Regions from separate parts of the Homo sapiens genome. Here all the other regions are linked to region 3. Evidence: chromatin loops called from intact Hi-C (ENCODE). Cell type or tissue: endothelial cell of umbilical vein. All regions are shown on one strand. Region 1 overlaps SHROOM2 (shroom family member 2). Region 2 overlaps SHROOM2 (shroom family member 2). Region 3 overlaps GPR143 (G protein-coupled receptor 143). Region 4 overlaps SHROOM2 (shroom family member 2). Region 5 overlaps TBL1X (transducin beta like 1 X-linked). Region 6 overlaps SHROOM2 (shroom family member 2).

Region 1 (4,000 bases), 120 kb before region 3:
TGAGAGGTGGAGGTTACAGTGAGCCAATATCATGCCACTGCACTCCAGCCTGGGCGACAAAGTGAGACTCTGTCTTGAAAAATTAAAATTAAAAAAATTAAAATAAAATCAAGGAAACTATTTTGACCCAGTATAAGAGTGATATATAGTGAACTTTAAAATTGTGTCTAGGGCTGAGAGCAGTGGCTCATGCCTGGAATCCCACCACTTTGGGAGGCCAATGTGGAAGGATCGCTTGATTCCAGGAGTTCGAGACTAGCCTGGGTAATATAACAAAAGAAATCCTGTCTCTACAAAAAAAAAAAAAAAAAAAAAAAAAAAAAGGGTAAAAAATTAGCCAGATATGGTGGCACCCAGCTACTCAGGAGGCACCCAGGTACTTGGGAAGCTAAGGCAGCAGGATCACTTGAGCCCAGAGGGTTGAGGCCGCAGTGAGCCGTTATCATGCCAACCCACTCTAGCCTGGGTGACAGAGCGAGACCCTGTCTCAAAAAAATAAAAATAAAAGGCTGGGCACGGTGGCTCACGCTTGTAATCCCAGCACTTTGCGAGGCTGAGGTGGGTGGATCACGAGGTCAGGAGTTCGAGACCAACCTGCCCAAGATGGTGAAACCCCATCTCTACTAAAAATACAAAAATTGGCTGGGCTTGGTGGCACGCTCCTGTAATCCCAGCTACCCAGGAGACTGAGTCAGGAGAGTCGCTTGAACCCGGAAGGTGGAGGTTGCAGTGGGCTGAGATTGCGCCACTGCACTCCAGCCTGGGCGACAGCGTGAGACTTCATCTAAAAAAATAAATAAATAAATAAAATAAAAATAAAAATAAAAATAAAAATAAAAATAAATGAAGTTGTGTCCTTCTCTCCACAATGACATGTTTGAATTTAAGTATCACAGGAAAATCTTTAGGCAAAACCATAAAGACTCATGGCTTGCAGGGTCTTGGGACAGCTTTTGAAGCAGCACTTCTTCAGGGTGACACAGTTCTGTGTCTGACTCAGTGGTGACCGGGTGGGGTTTTCGGTGGGAATGTGTCTCATTCCCACAAGCACGTGTGTAAGCAAGTCCTGAAGGACTCTCAGAAAGGGCTGTCAGTTGCTCTGACTTCACTGCAAAGGACAACATGATGCTGTTTCTTCTCATCTGCAAGGATTCCTAAAGCTTCCCCTCTAGATATGAAGGACGCATTCCACAACATCCATCAGCCTTCCCCCACCACACTCCACCTATATTTCCCAGCAAAAATGTGTTTTGGTTTGGGAGATAAAAGTCTTCATTTTTTCCCCTGGCTTCCTTATCCAGATAAAGTACCTCTACATGTTTATGGTGCTATGGGGAAAAGTAGTCAGAAAAGCAGCAGCAGCTTTGAAAACCTCCATTCTATTCTCTTTGCCCCACTGAACTTCTCAAGTTCAGTAGAATTAATTAGGCTTAATTAGGCACCTTAGGGAAGGTGCCGCATGCGTGATAGCATCACAATGATGCTCATTTTGTCACAGTCCCAGGTCTACAAGGTAAGGAAGCACTTGGCACTGCACCGATTAGTGACAGCCGCTTAATGTCTGTGGAGTGCCAGAGCCACAAATGAGGAAGTTCTGTCCTGTAGTACTTAGGAAAAATCTTTGCTCTCACTTGCTCTAACCTCAAAAAGCCCCTCTACAAAAAGCTAGGAAGTCAATCATCCCCGACCCATGACGATGCCGGCCCAGGTGCCATGCTATGGGCACTCACAGACCCAAAGCACCAAGTCCACACACCCGGGCAAATACTGTTGTTTTAGTTATTAACTGATATTCTGTGTGGAAACTCACTCTTATGGCCCCGATTAGAGTTCAACGTCTCCTAACGTGCAGAATGCCTCATTGTTCTCATGGAAATGTTTTCTCTAGGAACAGCAGGAAAAAAACAGTTAATCAAAGTCTTTTATGGAACAAAGTTGTTGATACTTCGTTGAAGAGACAATCCAAATGAAGTCCCATAAGGGCAAGGGCATCCTGAGTGCAGCGGGGGAGCAGGCTCACGCTGAAAAGAATGGGGTCCCTGCAGTGGCAGCATGAGGGGGATGTGACCCTCTGTCTCGGGTGGAGATAAGAAGGCCTCCAAATAGAAACGGCAACTAGAAAAAGCTGGGAAGGCCTTCCGCAGAGGCTTCCCCGTGAAGAAGGGCGTGGAGGCAGGAGGCCTGAGGCATGAGTGTGTGTGCAGGGGAGTGTCTGAAGATAGGGCCGAAGTGGGGGAAGACGAGGACCCCGCCCTGGAATGGGAATCTGGACGCTGTCCTGCAGGCAGTGGGGGCCCAGCGAAGGCAGCCATGGCAGTGGAGGAGTGAACTCATCACTACAGCAGCTGCTTCTGGAAGACTCGTCTTATAGTCACACACAAATGAATTTATTTGGCAATAAGAATAAAACGACAAGGACAACGACCCTGATGGGCACTACCCCTACATCTCTGCAGAACTCCTGGGGTAAGAGGCAGAGAAAAATCACGGGAGTAATGCACCAACTCCAGAGGCTGGGAAGGAAGATCTGGACATGTCACCTGCCGCAGGGTTTTCAGCTTGAGGGATTTGGAAAATCACAGTGACCAGAAATCAAAATGAGAGGAGAGAAAGCAGTTTTTTTTTAAGTCCAATATCATATTTCAAGGGCTATGAGTCACACCTGCAATTGATCAATTCTGACCACCTCAACAATGCTTCGCTTTCCAGAGATAAAATATCTGCATGATGAGGACAAGCACTGAAGTCACCTCTCAGTCTGCTTAATTTATTGAGCTCGGCGTCTTCAGAAAGGAAACCTGACTCATCCAGGAAAGAGACACGTTGGGAAATAAATGAGAACACCTTGTCCACACTGAAGGTTCTCTGTGAGACAGACTTGTGCTCCGATAACAGGGAAGCCCCTAGAAGATGGAAATCCCCACCCAAATGTGTTGAGACTTAAAAAAAAAAAAAAAAAAAAAAAATTCCTGGCCCCTGCTGTGGTCCCAGAGGCCAGGGCAGGGAAGGGAGTTGCGGTGCATCCAGATTCATAAGGCTTTTGGGCAGCAGGCACCAGGCACCGCCAAGATGCCCAAGGGGAAGGTCAGGTCAGCCCCAGGGGTGGCCAAGGCACAGCCCAGAGGTCCGCCAGGCTGTCGGCTCAACCTGCTTCTGCAGAAGTGGAAATGAAGCCCAAAAAGGCAGCAGGAGGCCAGGCGCGGTGGCTCACGCTTGTAATCTCAGCACTTTGGGAGGGTGAGGTGGGCGAATCATGAGGTCAGGAGATCGAGACCATCCTGGCTAACATGGTGAAACCCCGTCTCTACTAAAAATACAAAAAATTATCCAGGTGTGGTGGCGGGCACCTGTAGTCCCAGCTACTCGGGAGGCTGAGGCAGGAGAATAGTGTGAACCTGGGAGGCAGAGCTTGCAGTGAGTCGAGATGGAGCCACTGCACTCCAGCCTGGGCAACACAGCGAGACTCCAACTCAAAAAAAAAAAAAAAAAAAAAAAAGGCAGCAGGAAAGGATAAATCCTTAGGGAAAAAAAGCACAAAAGAGAAAAGGGGGAGCAAAGGGCAAATGGGCTGAAGTGGCTCAGCAGGAACCTGAAGATTGACCTGCAGGAAGCGGAGTCTAAATGCAAGTAGAGTCCAGGCTCCCAGGAAGCAGGAGGGAAAGAAACCTGATTACTATCATACACTGCTCAGCAGCCCCTGTCTCCCTTCCCATATATGCCAGGGGAATACTTTCAGCAACTGTTTTGTAAATGCAAGTTTTTTAGTAGTTCTGTAAACATTTTTAAGGAGAGAATCCCACCTAATTCCATGTTTTAAGCATAAATGCTTTTTTTAAAAGAGGTGAAATCATTTGCTAGTTGTTTTTTGGTATATATTTTATGAGAGGCTTTGACTGTCTTGGGTGCTAGGCTGGGTGGACAGTTTTCATATCCTACAGCACAAAGCATACTGACTGGCAATTTGCAGTCATGGTCAGGCCTTTAATATGTCTTGAGCAGC
Region 2 (4,000 bases), 170 kb before region 3:
ACGCACTCAGGGAACATTTCTCATGACTAAACATGCACACCTGATTTCGCCGCTTTTTTTTCTTGAGGATGTAGCTGACTCACCATTTTTTCTCAATGTCCGCATTCAATGCCTGTGTAGTGAGAATGCCTGTTTCTTACTGCTACTGAAAAACAAAAGGCAAACGAGGCAGGCAGGTCTTCATGCGATGCTGGCGTCCTCCAGCCAGCTCCCTCGGGGAACCCATCTGCAGAACTCACATGGAGCAAGGGTCCCACATACCAAGGGCTGCAGTCCCATCAGAGCAGATGATGGCTCTACGGCTTCCAGCCTAGAACACGGTGTTAAGAGCACCGCCTTCCAGTTCCAATGTGCTTTCAGCTAACCGTGAATCCCAAAGCTGTAAAAATTGCATGCATCCACGAGGACATGCAGCACCGGCGAGCATGCCCTTACACATACGTGCACGCCTGTGGAGCTCGAGCCGGAATCTGCACCCTGATTTGCATTATTTCTCATCTTCAGGCAGAAGAATAAACAATGAGAACACATTCGCCGACCTCACCAGACCTTACCCACAGCATTGTGAGCTGACAAGCAACCTGCCCTTCAAGATAGCAGAACAAAAGAGCCACTGGGAACTACAAACCCCTAACAAACGGCGCAGGCGTCCTGAAACCGGTCCCATCTGGGATGAAGTGCCCCGAGAGCAAACGCAGAGGTCCCTTACCCGGCTCTGCTTACCGTGCTGGATGGGAGTTCGCCCAGCTGTGAAGGCAGCGATGTGCTTCAGGGACCCACAGCCCGCCTCTGCTGCAGCTCTCCTCCTGCCTACTGAATGGAGTCCTAAAGCCAAGCTCACAACAGCTGGCCTGTCTGTGCCTGCTGTCTTGTTGATGGGCAAGCTCACGCAGGCTCCGTCAACCTTCACCTCCACGGCTCAAGGCTCCGCTTGCATTTCCCATCACTTCATCAGCAACTCCTTGCCTCAGTGGGGAACATTCCCAACACTTCAGTGCTTAAACCCCAAAAGTCTTGTAATTTAAAACCCCAAAAGGCTTGGGGGGCAGTCTTCCTTTATGTGTGTGTGTGTGTGTGTGTGTGTGTGTGTGTGTGTGTGTGTGTGTGTGTGTCTTGTAATTTAAAACCCCAAAAGGCTTGGGGGGCAGTCTTCCTTTATGTGTGTGTGTGTGTGTGTGTGTGTGTGTGTGTGTGTGTGTGTGTTTGGAGAAAGGATCTTGCTCTGTCTCCCAGGCTGGAGTGCAGTGGTATGATCATGGCTCACTGTAGCCTCCAACTCCTGGGCTCAAGTGATCTTCCTGCCTCAGCCTCCCAAAGTGCTGGGATTATAGGTGTGAGCCACTGTGCCCAGCACTTCTTATATTTTAACGGGGAAATATAGAAAGCCCACTGCACTGATGTTACAGCTTTCTCTATTAAGTGATGCTAGATAATCCTATAACATATGTGACACACAGTTCAACTCCACAACCATAAGGAGGAAAAAGAAAACATTCAACAGCCTATTCTATGTCCATATATTCTTGGGTTGATTACACACTCATTAGGAATGTAACCCATCAAGCAACTAACAAGCGTTTCCGGAACTTTGAGTGTGTGCAAGGCACTCAGGGAAGACAAAGGCAGGCTGGACCTGACTTTCCCAATTAACCATTTCACAATGATCTCTATTTAAAGTCCCTGAGCCCCACCTCCCTCCTAACGCAGCCCCAGACCTCAGCACCACAGCCCCTCCAGGAAGCAGCGTCGCCAGCCACTGCGCCTCACAGCCCTATCCCACCCTCCCACATCCTGGGCTTAGCCACCAGGACGGAGTTTCTCTTTCCAACCTGTTCCTGTCACCCTCTTCTACATTCATAGCAATTACTTCCAACTCTTGCTCATTTCTCCAAATAACATATGCTGCTTTGCAGCCTATACTGTATCACTGCTATTTTAGATTTTTTTCCCCCATATCGACACTTAACCTTAGGCACTGTGCTGATTCATTAATGTTATATCCCTTAAGCATGTAAATAAGTCTGCGAGCAAGGTTGCTCTGCATATCCCCATGATCCAGGGCCGTGAGGTCAGCAAGCTTGGGGGACCTGACACACTTACACTGAGAGGCAGAATGAGGATTCCAGCCTGTGTCTTCAACTCCGAAGCCCGTGTTCTTTCCAGTACTTTTCATCTTCACGTATTACTTTACCAAGTACATGTTACTGTCTCTAAGAGAGGGTGCCATTCACCCCGGGCCATCACCTTTTCTCAAATGCTCAACACATACTGCCAGGCCACACACGGAACAGCAATCAGCTGATGGCTGATTAAATATTTTATTATAGGGCTGGGTGTGGTGGTTCACGCCTATAACCCCAGCACTTTTGGGAGGCCGAGGCGGGAGGACTGCTTGAGCCCAGGAGTTGGAGACCAGCCTGGGCAACATGGCAAGACCTGGTCTCTACATAAAAATTTGTAAAAAATAAATATTTCATTATACTTTTTTTTTTTTGAGATGGAGTCTCACTCTGTCACCCAGGCAAAAGCGCAGTGGCACCATCTCAGCTCACTGCAACCTCCGCCTCCTGGGTTCAAGCAATTCACCTGCCTCAGCCTCCCGAGTAGCTGAGATTACAGGTGCACGCCACCATGCCCAGCTAATTTTTGTATTTTTATTAGAGACGGGGTTTCACCATGTTGGTCAGGCTGGTCTCGAACTCCTGACCTCAAGTGATACGCCCGCCTCAGCCTCCCAAAGTGCTGGGATTACAGGCGTGAGCCACTGCACCTGGCCAGGGTCTTGCTATGTTGCCCAGGCTGGTCTCAAACTCCTGGCTTCAAGCAATCCTCCTGCCTCAACCTCCCAAAGTGCTTGGATTACAAGCATGACCCATTGCGCCTGGCCAGCATCTCATTTTAGAATGGGTTTAGATTTACTAAAAAATTGCAACAGCCAGGCGAGAGCTCCCATATGCCCTCTACCCACTTCCCCCTATTATTAATATCTGACTTACTATGGGGTGTGTTTGTCATAGTTAATGAATCAATATTGGTACATTAATATTAACTAAAGGTCACACTTTATTCAAATTTTCTGTTTAATCAATGTTCTCCTTCTGTCTTTGAACCTCATCCAGGTACTGCATCATACTCAGGCCTGCTTCTTCAGACTCCTCTTGCTGTGAGGGTGCTATAGCTTTAGACTGAACACTTGTGCCCCCCACCCCCAAATTCCTATGTTGAAACCTAACCCCCAGGTGATGGTGTTAGGAGGTGGGGCCTCTGGGAGGTGATGAGGTCATAAGGATGGAGCTCTTGCGAATGGGATTAGTGCCCTCATAAAAGGGACCCCTGAGAGCTCCCTCTCCCCTTCCATCATGTGAGGACGCAGCAGAGAGACAGCCATTTGTGAGCCAGAAAGCACCTTCACCAGACACCGAATCTGCCAGTGCCTCGATCTTAGACTTCCCAGCCTCCAGAACTGTGACAAATACATTTCTGCTGTTTATAAATCATATAATCTTAGGTGTTTTATTATAGCAGCCTGAATAGGCTATGATAGTTTCTCAGGCTTTCCTTGTTTTTGATGACCTTAATAGTTTTGAAGAGGTCTGTTCCGGCATTTTGCAGCATGTCTCTCAATTGGGAACTGTCTGATGTGTTTTTATGATTAGCCTGGGACTTCTGGGAGAGAGACCATGGAAGTGAAGTGCCACTGTTATCCTATGATATCAAGGGGCATGCTGTCAATGTGACTTACCTGTCAACGTTGGCCCTGATCGCCTGGTGAAGTTGGTATACACCAGTTTCTCCACTGTGATGTTCCTCTCCTCGGTCCCCTTTGCCACACTGTACTCTTTGGAGGGAGCTTACTGTTGGCAGCCCACACTGAGCGGGGAGCGGGGGAGCTATGCTCCACCTCCTTAAGGGCACAGTAGCTACATAAAGTATTTGCAATTTTCTGCACAGCAGATTTCTCTATTCTTCATTTGTTAATTTATTCAACCATCCTGCGTAT
Region 3 (4,000 bases):
GATATATACTCTAACTTCCAATGGAAAACTGGAAAATGGAAGTGGACAGTGTCTTTGTCTGTGATTTTTATACCAGGGATCAACACAGTGTAGCCCTCAGGACAAATCCGGCGTTCTTCCGTTTTTGTAAATAAAGTTTTATTGGAATATAGTCACACTCATTTCTTTATGTACTGTCTGACTGCTTTTGCATGACAACATCAGAGTTGAGTAGTTGCCTCAGAGACCACAGTGTGGCCCATGAAGCTGAAAATATTTACTATCTGTTCTTTTACAGAAAAAAAATCGACAGAAAAAAATTGGTGTAGATAATTTATCTCCCTCTTCTCTTGCTTCTTGCGGCTACTCAGTGAGGATGTCTCCAAATTGGTGTTGCCTTGTCAACCATGAATACAAGCAGGGAGCTCTGTATAGATCCATCCATACATTCTGCTTTTCTGGGGAACTTTAAAAGGACAGATGCACTGTCAGCAGCTGTTATAACGGAATGCACTTAGTTGGAAAGGGAGTTTCTGTGACTCTCCCTCGCCTGTGGGACCCCGGAGACTCCTGGCAAAGTTGCATCTGAGCCTTAGGGTGCCATTGCTGCAGGGCGCACAGGGAGCCTTGAGGTGCTCCCAGGGTCTTTAGGAGCTGTACCTTTTAAGCATCTTATCCTTAATCATCTCTTCATTTTCACAACGCCTGACCCAGGGCGCTCGGTGTTCTTCATGCTCACAGTCTCACTCTCTTATTTGTCATTTCCTTTCTGTCTTTGCATCGGAGTCACTTCTCTTTCTCCTCTTGTTTCTCTTTCTCCTTTCAAGCCTTTCCAGATTGAATTTTAGCCTCTACAGCTAAAGATAAAACCGCCTGTTAAAAGAAAGTGGCAGCGTTGAGAGGTGGTATAGTAATTCTTCCTATGGCAAGAGGAGACGGGTATTGCATTTTTCCCACCTGATTTTTTTTTTTTTTTTTTTTTTTTTTTTTACATTTTCTGCCACTTTCCCCTCTGGTTTGACAACTCCGTCAATATTAAGGGTGTTTAATTTATTTTTTGTCATTCCCCCTTCCGTGGCCATGAGGCTGTTTGGTTAGCCCCTTTTCCACCTCCCTCTTTGGTTGAGCTGGAGCAGACCTCCCTCCCCTTTGCCTTCAGTTTCCTCTTCCTCTGTGCCATTTTGCTTCTCTCCTACATTAAGCATTTCGCAGCTGAGAGTTGTTACCTTGGTAACATATGTTTGTGAGGCCCTCCAGCACATTCTGTGGTGACCAGTGACTCCTATGACCCCTCAGTAGAAATCTTTGTCCTTTTCTCTGACAAGAACCTCTGAAACTATTGTTATCCATAACCATGAGAACACATTTCCTCTGAAATATGCAGCTGGCATATTTTGAGTTGTTCAAGCCCAGGGACAAGATTTTATTCATGTTATTGCCCAAAACCATGTAGTAAGTACTCAAAACCTCACTATTTAATGGAGTGCCTTTGTCTCTACTTGAATTGCGTTTTTTCCTTGAGACCCAGTGCAGGGAATCCCCCATCCCAGGGTGTTTTTCTTTCCGATCTTTTCCCAGCAGGAACCTTTAAAAGCTTCCTCCAGTGGAATGCCTTAGGGGTCCTCCCATTTCTGAGACAGAAACATGGTTGATCTCCCTTACTCTCCTGCAATTTATGGCTTGTTCCAGACATGAGAAATGACTCACATTTCCTTTGGGCAGTCAGCAGCAGATTTATGCATTTCCCTTTTTGTTCTCATCCTCTTATCTTGACTTCCAGATAAGTAGATGTCTTTTAGCCAAAACTTTGCTTTTGAGAAGAATGACTTTGGTTTTCCTCTCTCAGGTGTGAGCGGGGCCTGGACCACGCCATCCCCCACTATGTCACCATGTACCTGCCCCTGCTGCTGGTTCTCGTGGCGAACCCCATCCTGTTCCAAAAGACAGTGACTGCAGGTAAATACTAGGGAAGCTCTCTGGGTACACGGCCACTGGGAGCGGCCCCATGCCTCGGGCTCAGACAGTGACACATGTTGTCCTGGAATTCTCCAGGACAGTTGACCTCATTTGTCATCCTCCAGAGACATCAGCAGAACACAGCTGCAGAAAGTAAGCAGGTTCAATAAATGAAAATGTGCAGGCCTCTGCCCGCACAAGTTCTGTACCATCGTTTGTTAGCTCAGTGCCAGGACTAGTTGACTTTTCACTTCTGTACTGGGCTTCTCCTGGGTCGGCTGCAGGAGTGCCCTTGGACGACTGTGGAGGTGTGAGAGGAACAGAAGGAGAAGAGAAGGGAGGGGGAAGGGACTGAGTCTGTACTGAGGCGGCTCCAGCCCCATAATGCACTTGGCTGATGTTTTTTCTCAGATGGGCAGGAAACAGGAAGTGGAGCACAGGAAATGAGTCAAGGTCAATGGTTAGAAAAGGATAAGAGTAATGAAGTCGTTGGCAACATGTCTGGGAAAGACTTCTAGGCTGGGGCTGGAGACCTGCAGTCCAGCCCCTACTTTCCCCTCAAGGAAGTGTGTCCTGGAGTGAGCCTCCCACCTCCTCAGGCTGCCAGAGATCTCTCAAGGGGAGAATGGGAATAAGGAAATTTGCCTTAACTGAGAGGTCCTTTGAAGATCACCTGTTGATTGTTGAACTTTTTAAAAACATTGTTGAGAGTACTCTATCATTGGTAATAGGAAATTATTGTGATTCTTCGGACCATTCTCTTCATATCTACACTTTTTGTTTTCATTGAGACGGAGTCTCGCTCTGTCACCCCAGGCTGGAGTGCAGTGGCGTGATCTCGGCTCACTGCAACCTCTGCTGCCCATGTTCAAGTGATTCTCCTGCCTCAGCCTCCTGAGTAGCTGGGACTACAGGCAAGCGCCACCACGCCCGGCTACTTTTTTTTGTATTTTTAGTAGAGACGGGGTTTCACTATGTTGGCCAGGCTGGTCTTAAACTCCTGACCTCGGGTGATCCACCCACCTTGGCCTCCCAAAGTGCCGGGATTACAGGCGTGAGCCACCACGCCTGGCGCATATCTACATTTAAATATAGTGTGTTAAATATAGCATTTTAAGACAAAATCTCATCAAAAATAGTGATTTGAGCTGATGGAAATGACTTATAGAAAAAAGACTGAAAAGAAATACACTAAGATGTTAACAGTGGTTACCTCTGGGTGGACGGACCATGGGTCATTCATACTTCTCTAAACTTTTAAATATTTTCTAACTTGTCTATAAGAAGAAATTAAATTTTTTTCAATATTTTAACAAGCGTGCACTATTTTTATTTTTTTGAGATGGGGTTTCGCTCTTTTGCCCAGGCTGGAGTGAATTGACGTGATCTCGGCTCACTGAAACCTCCGCCTCCCAGGTTCAAGCGATTCTCCTGCCTCAGCCTCCCGAGTAGCTGGGATTATAGGCATCTGCCACCACAGCCAGCTAATTTTTGCATTTTTAGTAGAGATGGGGTTTCACCATGTTGGCCAGGCTGGCCTCGAACTCCTGACCTCAGGTGATCCACCTGCCTCAGCCTCCCAAAGTGCTAAGATTACAGTTGTGAGCCACTGCACCTCTATTTTTATAACAGAGAAAATGAGCTTTTAAAAATATAGTTTCTGAACTAGGAGCATTCAAATAAAATTGGGAATTTATTTATTTAGTTATTTTGAGACGGAGTCTTGCTCTGTCACCCAGGCTGGAGTGCAGTGATCTTGCCTCACTGCAATCTCTGCCTCCTGAGTCCAAGGGATTCTCGTGCACCAGCCTCCCGGATAGCTGGGATTACAGACGTGCACCACCATGCCTGGATAATTTTTGTATTTTTAGTAAAGACAGAGTTTCACCATGTTGGCCAGGCTGGTCTCGAACTCCTGACCTCAAATGATCCACCCACCTTGGCCTCCCAAGTGCTGAGATTACAGGTGTGAGCCACTGCACCCAGCCAAAATTGGGAGTTAACATAGTAATGTACCTGTGTTAATTTCATAGTTGTGAAGAACATCCCCATGGTTGCATAAGAT
Region 4 (4,000 bases), 87 kb before region 3:
CAACAGTGAGATGCTCTTTTTATTTCTTTTCTTTTTTTTTTACTTTTTGTGAGATGTTGTCTCAAAGAAAATAAATAAATAAATAAATAAATAAATAAGGTGGAGAAAGAGCACTGGGGAGGAATGGCCAAGAGCACTGATGAGCAACACCAATTTACTTCGCAATGAGCCCATGGCTTCCCCTTGACCTCTTCCAGGTGAAGTTCCACGAGCTGCCTTGGCAACACCTGAGCAAAGCAGTGAGCACCGAGCTCTGCTCCCTGTTTTGGAGGGAGCTCTGCCTCCCTGTCTTGCCGGCTCGGTTCTGCAGGCACCTATACAGCATTTCCCATGCGCACAACATTCTGGAGGACATGCAACACCACACGGAGTGTCTGAGCCTCTCTTTTCTTCCAGCAGATTCCTCCCTCTGGAGGACACCACCTCCTCCTGACAGGCTTCCCCAGCACTCTCCTGGTGCATGGGACTCAACCCATGCTGGGGGCCACAGTCCTGGGATAGGGTGACAGGTCCAGCGCTGCAGCTCTTGGCTCAGCACCACCACCACACTGAGATGGACCCCCGTTTGCTGTGGGGGGCATCTTGCGCACTGGCAGATGTTGAGCAGCATCCCTGCTCTCCACCCACAAAGGCCAGTGGCATCCCCCCATCTTAAGACAACCAAAAATACCTCTGGACATTGCCAAATGTCTGGGGAGCAAAGTCACTCCCAATTGTGAACCACTAGTGTAGATGGGAACCTCAGCGAGGCTTGTCAGGGAGGAACATATCCTTCCTTTGAGGCTGCAGGTCTGTAGAACACAAGCCCAGGGACACGTGTGGCCACTGTGGGAAATGTGCTGGAGAACTAGGCCAGCAGGAAGGAGGCCGTCGGATCTCAGTGGGGTGGGACAGGGAGACACAGTGGGTCCTCCAGCATGCCTGAAGCCCCTCGAGACTTTCTAGCTGGGGAGTTAATGCAGTCCCTCTCCCACGGAAGCTAATGGTCTAGGCTGTATTTCTGTCACTTGCAACCAAAGTAGTTCTGGCTGTCTGGAGTTGTCTGGAATTCTGTTATCATGTGTGCACGTGCATGCACACACACACACACACACACACACACACACACACACAGAGTCTACTTGTGTGTCTCTTCATTGTCAGTGGAGTCCTTCAGCGCTCAATGTCCTAGTAACTAAGTGCTTAGTTATGAGGTCCCTAATTAGGAGGTCCGATGCAGGGGTGGGGTAGCTGAAAATGTGTACAGTGATTCATAATATAGTTTTAAACAAAAGTAGCCTGCAGAGCAAACATCTCCCAGTATTTTGATTCATTTTCTTCATGATGACCTAGGAGAAGAGAATTTCCAGCACTTTGGGAAAATGTGGAAGTCTGCCTTGGAGAGGAGAGACTGCGGGTCACTACACTAACACAAGAGCCAGAGAGAAAACTGGACAAAAAGTGTATTCATTTCAACATGGGGCGGTCACAGGTAATAAAACGCCCGCTCCACAACTGGCAGATTCCCGTTACGGAATGAGGACCAATGTGTTCCCACACACAGACAGTGAAGGGGCTCAGGGATGCTTGCTCTGAGGCTGCGGTTTTGTTCCGTCTGTCATTTCCTAGTCAACAGAGTCCCAGGGCCACCTGCTGTTTTCCTTCTCCACAAGGACGCGAGAAGACATTTGTTAAGTAGAAGTAAAGCACTTTCCATTGTGCCGGCAACTCCTCCTCCCATCTCATCTCCCCTCTGTGACTGCCCAGTCACAGGAAAACCTTTGCATGTGGCCACTTCCTGCTTCAAAAACCAACACAAATAAGTCCTTCCCCTTCCTCTGACCCATTACAAAGTAGATTTCTAGTACTTCCTATACACAAAACAAGAAATATCAAATATCTGAGGTTTTGACCTTGGCCAGAGGAACACCTGGTAGACCAGCAAGCAGGGGCCATCAGAGAAGCGGGCTCAGAGTGAGGTGCACCCGCCCCCCACCCTTACCCCTGCAACCTGCACACACGTTAGTGTTCAACAAGCAAGCCCCAGGACACATTGACCTGCAAGTGAGCTCAGCGGTCAGCTGGGGAGCTCAGCCGGTTCATATGCAGGCTCCTGCTGGTTCGTCTAGTGTGCTGGGGCACTCCCAGCTCTAGCTGTGCCCGCTCCCTATCCCATGTGCCTACTGGGTAAACGGTTTCCTAACTACTAAGCCTGCATGTGCCACATGGTCACATGCATTCTACTTCGAGGGAGCCAGCACACAATTCCAAAAGACTCGACCAAGAGATGGCCACGGGACAGCATCCCTCAGGACTGGAGATTTCCTTTCCACTCCCCACCAACCTAGTCATGCTCCCTGACAAACACAAAGTGCAAGACCAGCAAGGAGGGGTGTGCTGCAGAGGGAGGGGCTCGGCGGGCTAGAGAGACACAGGGTGGGCGTTACCTCCCATAGCAGAACCAAGTCCTGAGGATGGATCCCTGGCCAAGCCCCACTGTGCAGGCCTAAGGAGCTCCCTGCCTCTGGACAGGCACCCCTGGCTCCTCCAGGTCTTGCCAAGGTCATCCTGCCTCTTCAAGGACCAGACTCTCTTAAACACCTGAAGCAAACTTCAGCACAAAGAGAACACACGAAAGAAGAAGGTGCGAAGACCTTAACTAAGGTTCCCTAGGGGTCCCAGCCCTAAGGCCAAGGGAAGGATGACACATTAGGGAGAATCTGACAGTGGATAGCAGTGGCTCCTAACTGGCGTGTGCTACAGACTGAATGTGTGTGTTCCCCCACCCACAAAATCCATATGTTGAAATCCTGATCCTCATGGTGATGGTGTTAGGAGGTGGGGCCTTTGGGAGGTGATTATGTCATGAGGGTGGAGCCTCATGAATGGGATTAGTGCCCTTATTAAAGGGACCCCAGAGAGCTCTGTTGCCCCTTCCACCATGCATGGATACAGCAAGAAGGCACTGTGTGAACCAGGAAGCCCTCACCAGACACTGAATCTGCCACGCCTCGATCTTGGATTTCCAGCCCCCAGAACTGTGAGCAACAAATGTCTGTTGCTTTTGTTTGTTTGTTTGTTTTTGAGATGGAGTTTTGCTCTCATTGCCCAGGCTGGAGTGCAATGGCACGATCTCAGCTCACCGTAACCTCCGCCTCCCAGGTTCAAGCGATTCTCCTGCCTCAGCCTCCCAAGTAGCTGGGATTACAGGCATGCGCCACCACACCCGGCTAATTTTGTATTTTTAGTAGAGACAGGGTTTCTCCATGCTGGTCAGGCTGGTCTTGAACTCCTGACCTCAGGTGATCCGCCCACCTCAGCCTCCCAAAGTGCTGGGATTACAGGCGTGAGCCACCGTCAACTGGTCTATGGTCTTTTGTTATAGAAACCTGAACAGACCAAGACACAGTGACTGTGGTCCCCATCCCCTAGACACTTGGCAATGTCTAGAAACAGTTTTGGTTGTCCTCATTTGGAGACAGATGCCAAGATGTTGCTAAATATCCTACAATCCACAGAAAAGTCCCCACAGCAAAGAATCATCAAGCCCCAAATGTCGATAGTGCCATGTTGACAAACCACATCTACGGCACTAACCAGCTATTTCGGTTTCCCCTCTGAAACAGTCTTTTCTGACAAAAGTCAGTGTTTTCCTCAGTTTCCCTCCCCACTCTCCTGTGTGTAGTTCCATGGGTTCAACCTTAAGCCTTCCTCTAACGCACAACAGAATCTGACTTCTCTCGCCTTCTGCCTAAACTCAGAACTCACAAGATGCCTCTCGTGAGACCCATGCATTCAACACATGGTGTTAATGTCTGGCCTTTGCCAACAGGCTGGACAGTTATCTAAGAAACTAGGGGTTGTAATCCCAGCACTTTGGGAGGCCGAGACGGGCAGATCACCTGAGGTCCAGGAGTTCGTGACCAGCCTGACCAACATGGAGAAACCCTGTCTCTACTAAAAATACAAAAATATTAGCCGGGCATGGTGGTGCATGCCTGTAATCCCAGCTACTCGGGAG
Region 5 (4,000 bases), 84 kb after region 3:
GAGGCAGGACGGAAATGCTCACTGGAACACAAACTATCGTCATCCTTTCTGCACTGCATTCACTGGTTGTGTACGTATAATCTATGCAGTTTGATCCTACGTGTAGATCTGTGGAACTGTGTCTCTGGTCAAGGTACCAAACTCTTCATTCAACACAAAAGAACTCTCCTATAACCTTCCTTTGTACGCACGTGCTCCCATCCCTACTCCAGATCTGTAGCAGCCACTGATCTGGTGTCCACCTGTATATTTTCAGCACTTTAAGCAGGTCCTATAAATGGAATCATATAGTCTGCAATCTTCTTCCTTTTTTTTTTTTTTTTTTTTGAGACAGAATCTCGCTCTGTCGCCCAGGCTGGAGTGCAGCTGTGCAATTTCGGCTCACAGCAACCTCCACCTCCTGGGTTCCAGCGTTTCTCCTGCCTCAGCCTCCAGAGTAGCTGGGACTACTGGCATGTGCCACCACGCCTGGCTAATTTTTTTGTATTTTTAGTAGAGATGGGGTTTCACCATATTGGCCAGGCTGGTCTCAAACTCCTGATCTCAAGTGATCTGCCCACCTAGGCTTCCTAAAGTGCCGGGATTACAGGCATGAGCCACCGCACCTGGCCCAGTCTGCAATCTTCTGACGTGGCCTGTTCTACTCGGCACATTTCTCTGGGGGTTCCTCCAGCTTGCTGTGCCTACCCACAACTCCTTCCTTTTCACAGCTGAGTGGTGCTCCACGGCACAGGCATGCCACAGCTTGCTTCAACTACGCCCACTGATGGACACTGGCCATATGTCCAGAATATTGCTATTATAAATAAGCCACTGTTTTCTGTTTTTTAAATAACTGGATTTTGTCAGACACCAATGTAGCTTACAAATGATACTAGCTGTGCCAGGGATTTGCCCCAAACACTTATATGGGACTATGAAAAAGCCCTTATCATGTAATATTAGTAATATTAATATTACTGTGAATACAGGTGGTTCTCTCTTCCCTTTGAGACTAATTTTCTAAACTCTGAAAAACAATCTACACATGGAACTTCTCACCTATAATACCATGACCTCCCCCTAAAATCGTGGTAAAATATATATAACATAAAATATATCATGCTAACCATTTTTAAAAAAAATTTTTAAGAGACAGGGTCTCACTCTTTTGTCCAGGCTGGAATGCAATGGTGTGATCATAACTCACTGCAGCCTTCACCTCCCAGCCTCAAGTGATCCCCCCACCTCAGCCTTCTGAATAGCTGGGACTGCAGGTGTGAGCCCATGCCTGGCTAATTTTTGAAAATTTTTTTTGTTATTGAGACAGGGTCTTGCTACGTTGTCCAAGCTTGTCTTAAACTCCTGGCCTCCAGTGATCCTCCCACCTTGGCCTCCATCTTAACCATTTTTAAGTGCACAGTTCAGTGGCATTAGGTGCATTCACACTACTGTGCAACCATCACCATCAACCATCCCCAGAACGTTATTCATTTTGCAAAATGGAAACTGTACCCATTAAATAGCAACTCCACGTCCCCTGCTTCTCCCCATCCCCCAGCAACCACCCTTCCACTGCCTGTCTTTTTGGATTAGACTCCTCGAGGTATCCCTTCTAAGTGGAATCCTACAGTATTTGCCTTTTGTGGCTGGCTAATTTCACTTGGCATAGTGTCTTCAAGTGTCATCCGTGCTGGAGCCTGTGTCAGAATTTCCTTCCTTTTCAAAGCTGAGTCATGATATTCCACTGTATGGATGGACACGTTCTGTTGATGGAATTTCCTCTGTCAATGGACATCTGGGTTGCTTCCGCTGAGGTGTTCTAAAGGACACTGTACTGCTCCCCTAAAGTGTGAGGTCAGTCTTGGAAGGAGGGGGCATGTCTTTCTGTTCAGCTCTCTCAAGCCACTGTCCTCACAACAGCAGCTCACAGATGCAACAGGAGGAGATCAGCCCAGCACACAGCCTGGCCTCCACTCCGGCAAAAACTTGAGGATGATGAATCCCACTCGACTGACAGCACCCTGTTCAGAGGCCTAGGATATGAAGGGCATTGGAACACAGGGAAGCCTCAGGGAAGTGCTTCTTTCACGGACAGACTGAAGCTCCCAGGACCCCTCTTGAATCCAGACTGGTTGGCTTTGAACAGTGTTCTCTTCTACAGGGCATGAGCTACAACCCATCCCTCAGCATCAGGCCCCCACAAGACACCTGGTGCTTTTTCAGAGGGGATCTCACTTCACCCTCAGTCTTATGTTTCTGTAGAAAGTGTTGAAGAACAGGGAACCTTCCCCTCCGCTCCACCTCACTCTAACCGAGACCCACGCCAGCTTACCCGCTGTGAACTTGCTGGGTCATCTGCCAGGTACTCTTTTTGGACAGTATAACCTCGCTGCGTGTTGGTGGGCGCTCAGCACAGCCTTTTATCTCTGTGCTTGGGTTTGTTGTGGAAAGAGGAGGCCGCTGAGGTCTCACTCACTCTTCCATGCACTCCTCTGAGGCTAACTCACCTGAATGGCATCGCCACCAGAGAGAAGCACTGCAGGTGAAGTGTGTCACCCAGCAAGACTCTTTCTTTTTTTTTCAGACAGGGTCTCACTCTGTCACCCACTCTGGAGTGCAATAGCACAATTATGGCTCACTGCAGCCTTGACCTCCCAGGCTCAGGCAGTCCTCCCGCCTCAGCCTCCTGAGTAGTTGGGACTACAGGCATGAACCACCACACCCGGCTAATTTTTGTATTTATTGCCCAGGTTGGTCTTGAACTCCTGGGCTCAAAGCAATCCACCCACCTCAACCTCCCAAAGTGCTGGGATTATAGGCGTGGGCCTCCACACTGGGTAGAAATCTTTCTTATTAATGATTTTCTTGGCATGGAAGCTTCACGAAATGAATGACAAATGTCACTAAGTTATATTCACAACCCTGAAAGTCTGGGCATGTGGATGTACTACTTCACTATTATCTTACTCTGTTCGGGCTGCTCTACCAAAATACATAGAGTAGGTGGCTTATAAACAACATGTGTGTTTCACAGTTCTGGAGGCTGGGAGTCCACGATCAACATGTGGCAGATTGGGTGTCTGGTGAGAACCCGCTTCCCGATTCATAGATGGTGCCTTCTCACCGTGTTCCCACATGGTAGAAGGGGCAAAGGAGCTCTCCTCATGACTTCATCACCTCCTAAAGGCCCCACCCCCAAATACCATCCCCTTGGGGGTTAGGATTTCAACATAGGAATTCGGGGGAACAGAAACATTGGGACCATAGCAACTATCCTCCTTATGAGCAAGGATGACATATAACACAGAGCCATATATACGTTATGTAAATAAAAGAAGCATGCCTACTTCTACCCAGCTAGTCAGGTGTGCAGAAATGGGCTCTTTAGGAAAACAAGAGTGCCCAGAGTGTAGATGCTCACTTTTGATAACTAGTGATACTCTCACTCTGAATAACCCATGTTTGGTGACGTTAATGGAGGCAAGAAAAATGTATAATAAATTGGCCTCTCAGCTACGAATCAGGGCAAATCAGAACATAAGTTCCACTGAATAAGGAGATTTCAACCATCCTCTAGGGTCTTTAAATCTTTAGAGCTAAGCCAGAAGTTCCTCACTCTGGGAATTCAGCGTGTGTGAGAAGTGGATTTTTACCATTTATTATGGTGACAAGCTCCTTTTAGTAGCTACAGTGTTTAAAATTACTGCCGTCATGGACACGGAACTTGGTAACATCCCTGTGCCGGACACAACGTTAGTGAAATTCCATTTCTACTTGTGTTTCTTTTTCTTCAGTACTGTCGCCACCACCATCATCACATGGTTTTTATTAACTTGTCTGCCTGTTCCTGGTGGTGTGTGGACGTCAGTCACAAAGCTCCAGGTAGGGAAATACTTCGCTGGGTTTTCGATGACTTTGATACCATGGGTATGTGGGCAAATGCACAGAGAGCTTTCGTGGCCGCCACAGGGCCCAGCCTGCGGAATCCTGCTATCTGGAAGCCTGGCCTTTGCCTTGC
Region 6 (4,000 bases), 110 kb before region 3:
ATAACTGGGATTACTTAATTTTGCATTTTCAAAGTGAAAAGGCGATCTGAAAGAACTGATAGGCAACCAAGAAACAGGAAAAGGAACTGCTGGCCATTAGAACAAAGTGTCCCCGCTTCTCAGAACGCACAGCTGTTTACTTTAATGGACATTCCCATCCTACTGCTATTTCAAAGGGACGGGCCTTGTTCAGTGAGATAATCTAATGCTGCCGCCGTGCAACGTCAGGGAGGCCTAGGGGGCACTGAGCCGAGGCTGCTGCACCTTTCTCTGGAGTGAACTCAAAGGGCCCCTCAAGCCTTTGACTTTTTATTGGGTAACATATGGATGATCTCACCCGTCACAAGGGCTATCTTTCTTTTTTGAACAACTCTCTTCAGGGATGCCTTTGTCACAGCCTAGGCAGCAGAGCCTAAGAAGGCAACACGGGGAAAACATAAAGCCCTGGAGTGCACACGCCAGCGCTCGCAGAGGCTGGGAGGGGCCGCTGCAAGTGGAGGGGCTGCATGTATAGAACACACACCCTCAGGATGGGGTCTACAGCCTCGAGCACTGGGCATTGTGGTGAAGGGACAGGGTCCTTCCTTCTGAAGGAGCAGCCACTACCCAGTGTCGGGGGTAGTGACTGCTCATGGGGAAATGAGCAGCCAGGATGCACGAATTTTGCAATGTGTTTAATGCAGCTGAAAATCTGGAATTTCGGGGGCGGGGTGGGTAATCTCCCTGTGTCTGCAAATGTTCACAATCTTTTTGCTTTTAAAACTAAGTGAAAGCACGGTGGACACAGTGACTCACACCTATAATCCCAGCACTTTGGGAGGCCAAGGCAGGAGGATCACTTGAGGCCAGGAGTTCGAGACCAGCCTGGGCAACATGGTGAGGCCCTATCTCTACAAAAAAATTTTAAACATTAGCAGGGTGTGGTGGTGTGTGCCTGTAGTTCCAGCTACTCTGGAGGCTGAGGCAGGAGGATCACTTAAGACCAGGAGTTTGAGGATGTAGTGAGCCGTGACTGCACCACTCTGCACTCCAGCCAGGGCGACAGAGCAAGATTCCATGTCTCTGAAAAAAAAAAAAATTCTTAATTAAAAAATAAAACTAGGTGAGGCCATCCCCACTCCCCCTAAAATCATGTCCAAGGGTCAAACGTGTAACCACCAACTGGCATGCTCTGGTGCAGGAAACTCACACCCCACTCTGTATAAACATCAATTCCTTCCGCATTATTTTTGTGTTAGAATCCACAGTGTCATGCAGGATCCCTACACACCAAGGTGGTGTTCTCAACGTTCCCTCACTGTTTCTCTTCATCCTAGACTTCATTAGCATGTCACCTTCGTGTCCTCTTTCTGCCTCTTCAAATTTGACTTCTCTATCAGGGCTTCATTCAAGTCCCACGTTCTCCAGGAAGACCGCACCTTTTGGAACTGACGTCCTCCTCTCTCCCCCATTACTAATATCAGAGGATCCCTGGCAGCCATCAGCCCTGCCCTCCTTAATATCTGAATCCACCATGGAGACTGGAGCAGCCTCGTGCCCCCTTGCAGCGCAGGGTGGCATGTGCGGTCCCAGCGGATGGGGGAAAGGCAGAAGTCAGCTGCAGGCTTGAGGAGAGCCTTTGTCTCTGCAATCAAAGGGGCAGAAATGTCTGGTACCACCCTTTCCCTTTTCTTCTGGTCTTAAACAAAGACAGGATGCGTGGGGATGCAGCAGCTACCATGCAACTGGGAGAGAAAGGCCTGAAGAGTCACGGAGGCCAGGAACAGCACAGCCTCTTGCCCAGAAGTAGGGGTGCCCCGGCGCTGCATCCCAGGGGCAAACGCTCCAGTCCAGGATCCCCAGTGAGGCAGTTAGAAGAATGGAACAACTCTTCCCAGAAAACACTGACATTTCTCAAGACTCATCATTATATAAGTCCAGATGATTTTTCCTTTAATGTTTATAACTTAAAAACCAACACTCAACAGAATAGTTCTAAACAGCAAAACTTTGTTCACTTGTGTAATTAAAATATAAAACATCTCAATCCCAATAGATTGAGGGGTATAATCTATTAATGCGTCTGAGGAACAAGCAAAGAAAAATGATAATGTCTGGCTGTTTTTATGTTTTTCTTTAAGACACAAATTGCATCTGCCCGAAAAATGGGGCTACACGGAGGTAGTTTTTTTATTATGCTAAACACATTCCTCATCTCATCAGTGGTATTATTTCTCCATGCTGAACTCTTGTTAGAATCAAACCAAAACAGCCAAACTATTCTCTAATTTGTAAGCCTCCTCTGAAAGTACTTAAGATTTATGCCACTCTAATCAAGACACCACTGAACAAAACCCAGAAGCCCTTTGTTGACTTTTTCCAGCAGACAACTCTCAAAGGCAAAGCATTTATTTCCCCCAAGTTCATTCGGTTTTGCTTTAAAAAAAAAAAAAAAAAAAAGGAAACATTCTTAAGTCTTTAAAAAATGACTCCCATTCAAAGTAATTAATTCTTCTGAGACAGCAGCACTCAGCCTCAGCTAAAGCCGAGTAACTTAGGAAGATTTTTAGTGCGCTTTGGCGGGTATGCAACCTTCTGCCAGGATGGTGGAATCTGCCCACCTCTGCTTTTCCAAGTTAAAACCCGAATTAGTCATCCATCTGCCACAACACTGAGTTAAGCGTGTGCCTAGTTCGTGGTGGGCAAGAGTTTGCAGAGCACAGCGACAAGGCGGCTGACACACCCGATGGTCGTACAAGTCAAGGATGGGTTCATCGCTTCTTCCTGGCGCAGAGCAGTTCCCACTTTCCTTGGCAAAGTCTCAGCTCCAAAGCTGTTTCTGAAACCGTAGCAGCCTTGTTTCACTCCACATCCTGTACTGTACTCAGTCCTTTTAGGGACAAAATCTGATGCAATATCTATCTATCTATCTATCTATCTGGATTAATATGGGAATAGTTGGGATTTTTATCGAGTTCAAAAATTGGGGCATCAGCTATTTTCCATGACAGATAAAAAAAATTTCTGCCCCCAAATTCTAAAAACAAAATAAGCGTAGGTAACAGTGACAGATTCTGAACAGAGCTAAAATGCATAACACAATGGGCAAAGGTCCTTTTTACCACATTTTGACATCGAGGGTGCCAAGATATGATAGGATGCCTTTTTTTTTTTTTTTTTTTTTTTTTTACTATACTTTAAGTTCTGGGATACATGTGCAGAACGTGCAGGTTTGTTACATAGGTATACACGTGCCATGGTGCTTTGCTGCACCCATCAACCCGTCACCTACATTAGGTATTTCTCCTAATGTTATCCCTCTACCCCCAACTCCCCGACAGGCCCTGGTGTGTGATGTTTCCCTCCCTGTGTCCAGGAGTTGAACAATGAGGATGCCTTTTTTTTTTTTTTTAAAAAGAGTGGACCACTTACACATATGTAATTTTTAAAGTAACAAAGTTTAAAACAGCCACAATTAAAAAGGAAATAAATTTTAATTTTTTGGTTCTCCTTTAAAAAGATGCCCTGAACATCTGCCGCAGACTCACCCGTGGCATTCTTTGAAGTGATTTTGACATGAGACATGCTAAGATTACGTGTGCCGTTTACTCCAAATAAAATCACCGAGGAGGAGTCTGCAATAAGGCCCAACTCCCGTGTTTCTGTTTCTCCTGACCTTATGAATTTAATATAACTCTCCACAGTACAATCCCAATTTAAATATGGCCATCCTGTGTTGCTCACACCACTACAGCAGAAGCTCTCAACTCCCTGCCCCCCAAGCTGTGATTCCCACTCTTAAAAACAATCGTGGGATGAGAGGTCAGGCAATTATTTCTTTCTCAATTTTACAGAAAAGCAAACTCAGGACCGTGAAGAGTAATGAGTTGCTGTGACAGTCACTCTGTGTATGCGACTTTCACAAGAACAGCAGGGCTGGAATCGGTGGGCACCAAAGCTTTAAAACACGAGAAAATGCAAAATAAAGGGATGGCAACTATGACCCCCATCCAGGTGCCTT

What was found. Peaks named below come from ENCODE experiments on the same cell type or tissue, not always from the same donor. Only the 100,000 strongest peaks of a DNase experiment are listed, where the experiment ranks them.
Region 1: a loop joins it to region 3, with 7 times the contacts of the local background. A loop is called at or near these places in 1 of 110 quality-filtered maps.
Region 2: it touches region 3 in a loop (13-fold over the local background); 1 of 110 quality-filtered maps calls a loop at or near these places.
Region 4: a loop joins it to region 3, with 4 times the contacts of the local background. A loop is called at or near these places in 1 of 110 quality-filtered maps.
Region 5: it touches region 3 in a loop (14-fold over the local background); 1 of 110 quality-filtered maps calls a loop at or near these places.
Region 6: it touches region 3 in a loop (4-fold over the local background); 1 of 110 quality-filtered maps calls a loop at or near these places.

What each region holds. Positions count from the first base shown.
Region 1 is chrX:9,865,051-9,869,050 of GRCh38, reverse strand. The region is part of intron 1 of SHROOM2 (shroom family member 2); the gene reads right to left. It also overlaps the pseudogene HMGN1P33. Among named protein-coding and RNA genes, the nearest start is that of SHROOM2, 81 kb to the right of the region's middle. RefSeq lists enhancers at 1,697-2,662, 2,663-3,629. In endothelial cell of umbilical vein, no CTCF peak of the experiment used is centred here; DNase peaks (open chromatin) are centred at 1,940 and 2,750; H3K27ac peaks cover 2,551 bases.
Region 2 is chrX:9,909,311-9,913,310 of GRCh38, reverse strand. All of the region lies in intron 5 of SHROOM2 (shroom family member 2), which reads right to left. Among named protein-coding and RNA genes, the nearest start is that of CLDN34, 56 kb to the left of the region's middle. In endothelial cell of umbilical vein, no CTCF peak of the experiment used is centred here; a DNase peak (open chromatin) is centred at 1,640; H3K27ac peaks cover 1,551 bases.
Region 3 is chrX:9,743,979-9,747,978 of GRCh38, reverse strand. It overlaps GPR143 (G protein-coupled receptor 143), which reads left to right. Exons shown (of 9, transcript NM_000273.3): 5 at 1,826-1,935. Among named protein-coding and RNA genes, the nearest start is that of GPR143, 20 kb to the left of the region's middle. In endothelial cell of umbilical vein, no CTCF peak of the experiment used is centred here; DNase peaks (open chromatin) are centred at 1,598 and 2,368; H3K27ac peaks cover 3,659 bases.
Region 4 is chrX:9,830,722-9,834,721 of GRCh38, reverse strand. The region is part of intron 1 of SHROOM2 (shroom family member 2); the gene reads right to left. Among named protein-coding and RNA genes, the nearest start is that of SHROOM2, 46 kb to the right of the region's middle. RefSeq lists enhancers at 1,418-2,061, 2,062-2,706. In endothelial cell of umbilical vein, no CTCF peak of the experiment used is centred here; a DNase peak (open chromatin) is centred at 1,741; H3K27ac peaks cover 354 bases.
Region 5 is chrX:9,660,088-9,664,087 of GRCh38, reverse strand. The region is part of intron 5 of TBL1X (transducin beta like 1 X-linked); the gene reads right to left. Among named protein-coding and RNA genes, the nearest start is that of GPR143, 100 kb to the left of the region's middle. RefSeq lists an enhancer at 1,265-2,464. In endothelial cell of umbilical vein, no CTCF peak of the experiment used is centred here; a DNase peak (open chromatin) is centred at 1,747; H3K27ac peaks cover 1,803 bases.
Region 6 is chrX:9,854,464-9,858,463 of GRCh38, reverse strand. All of the region lies in intron 1 of SHROOM2 (shroom family member 2), which reads right to left. Among named protein-coding and RNA genes, the nearest start is that of SHROOM2, 70 kb to the right of the region's middle. RefSeq lists an enhancer at 1,163-1,663. In endothelial cell of umbilical vein, no CTCF peak of the experiment used is centred here; DNase peaks (open chromatin) are centred at 1,673 and 2,743; H3K27ac peaks cover 1,154 bases.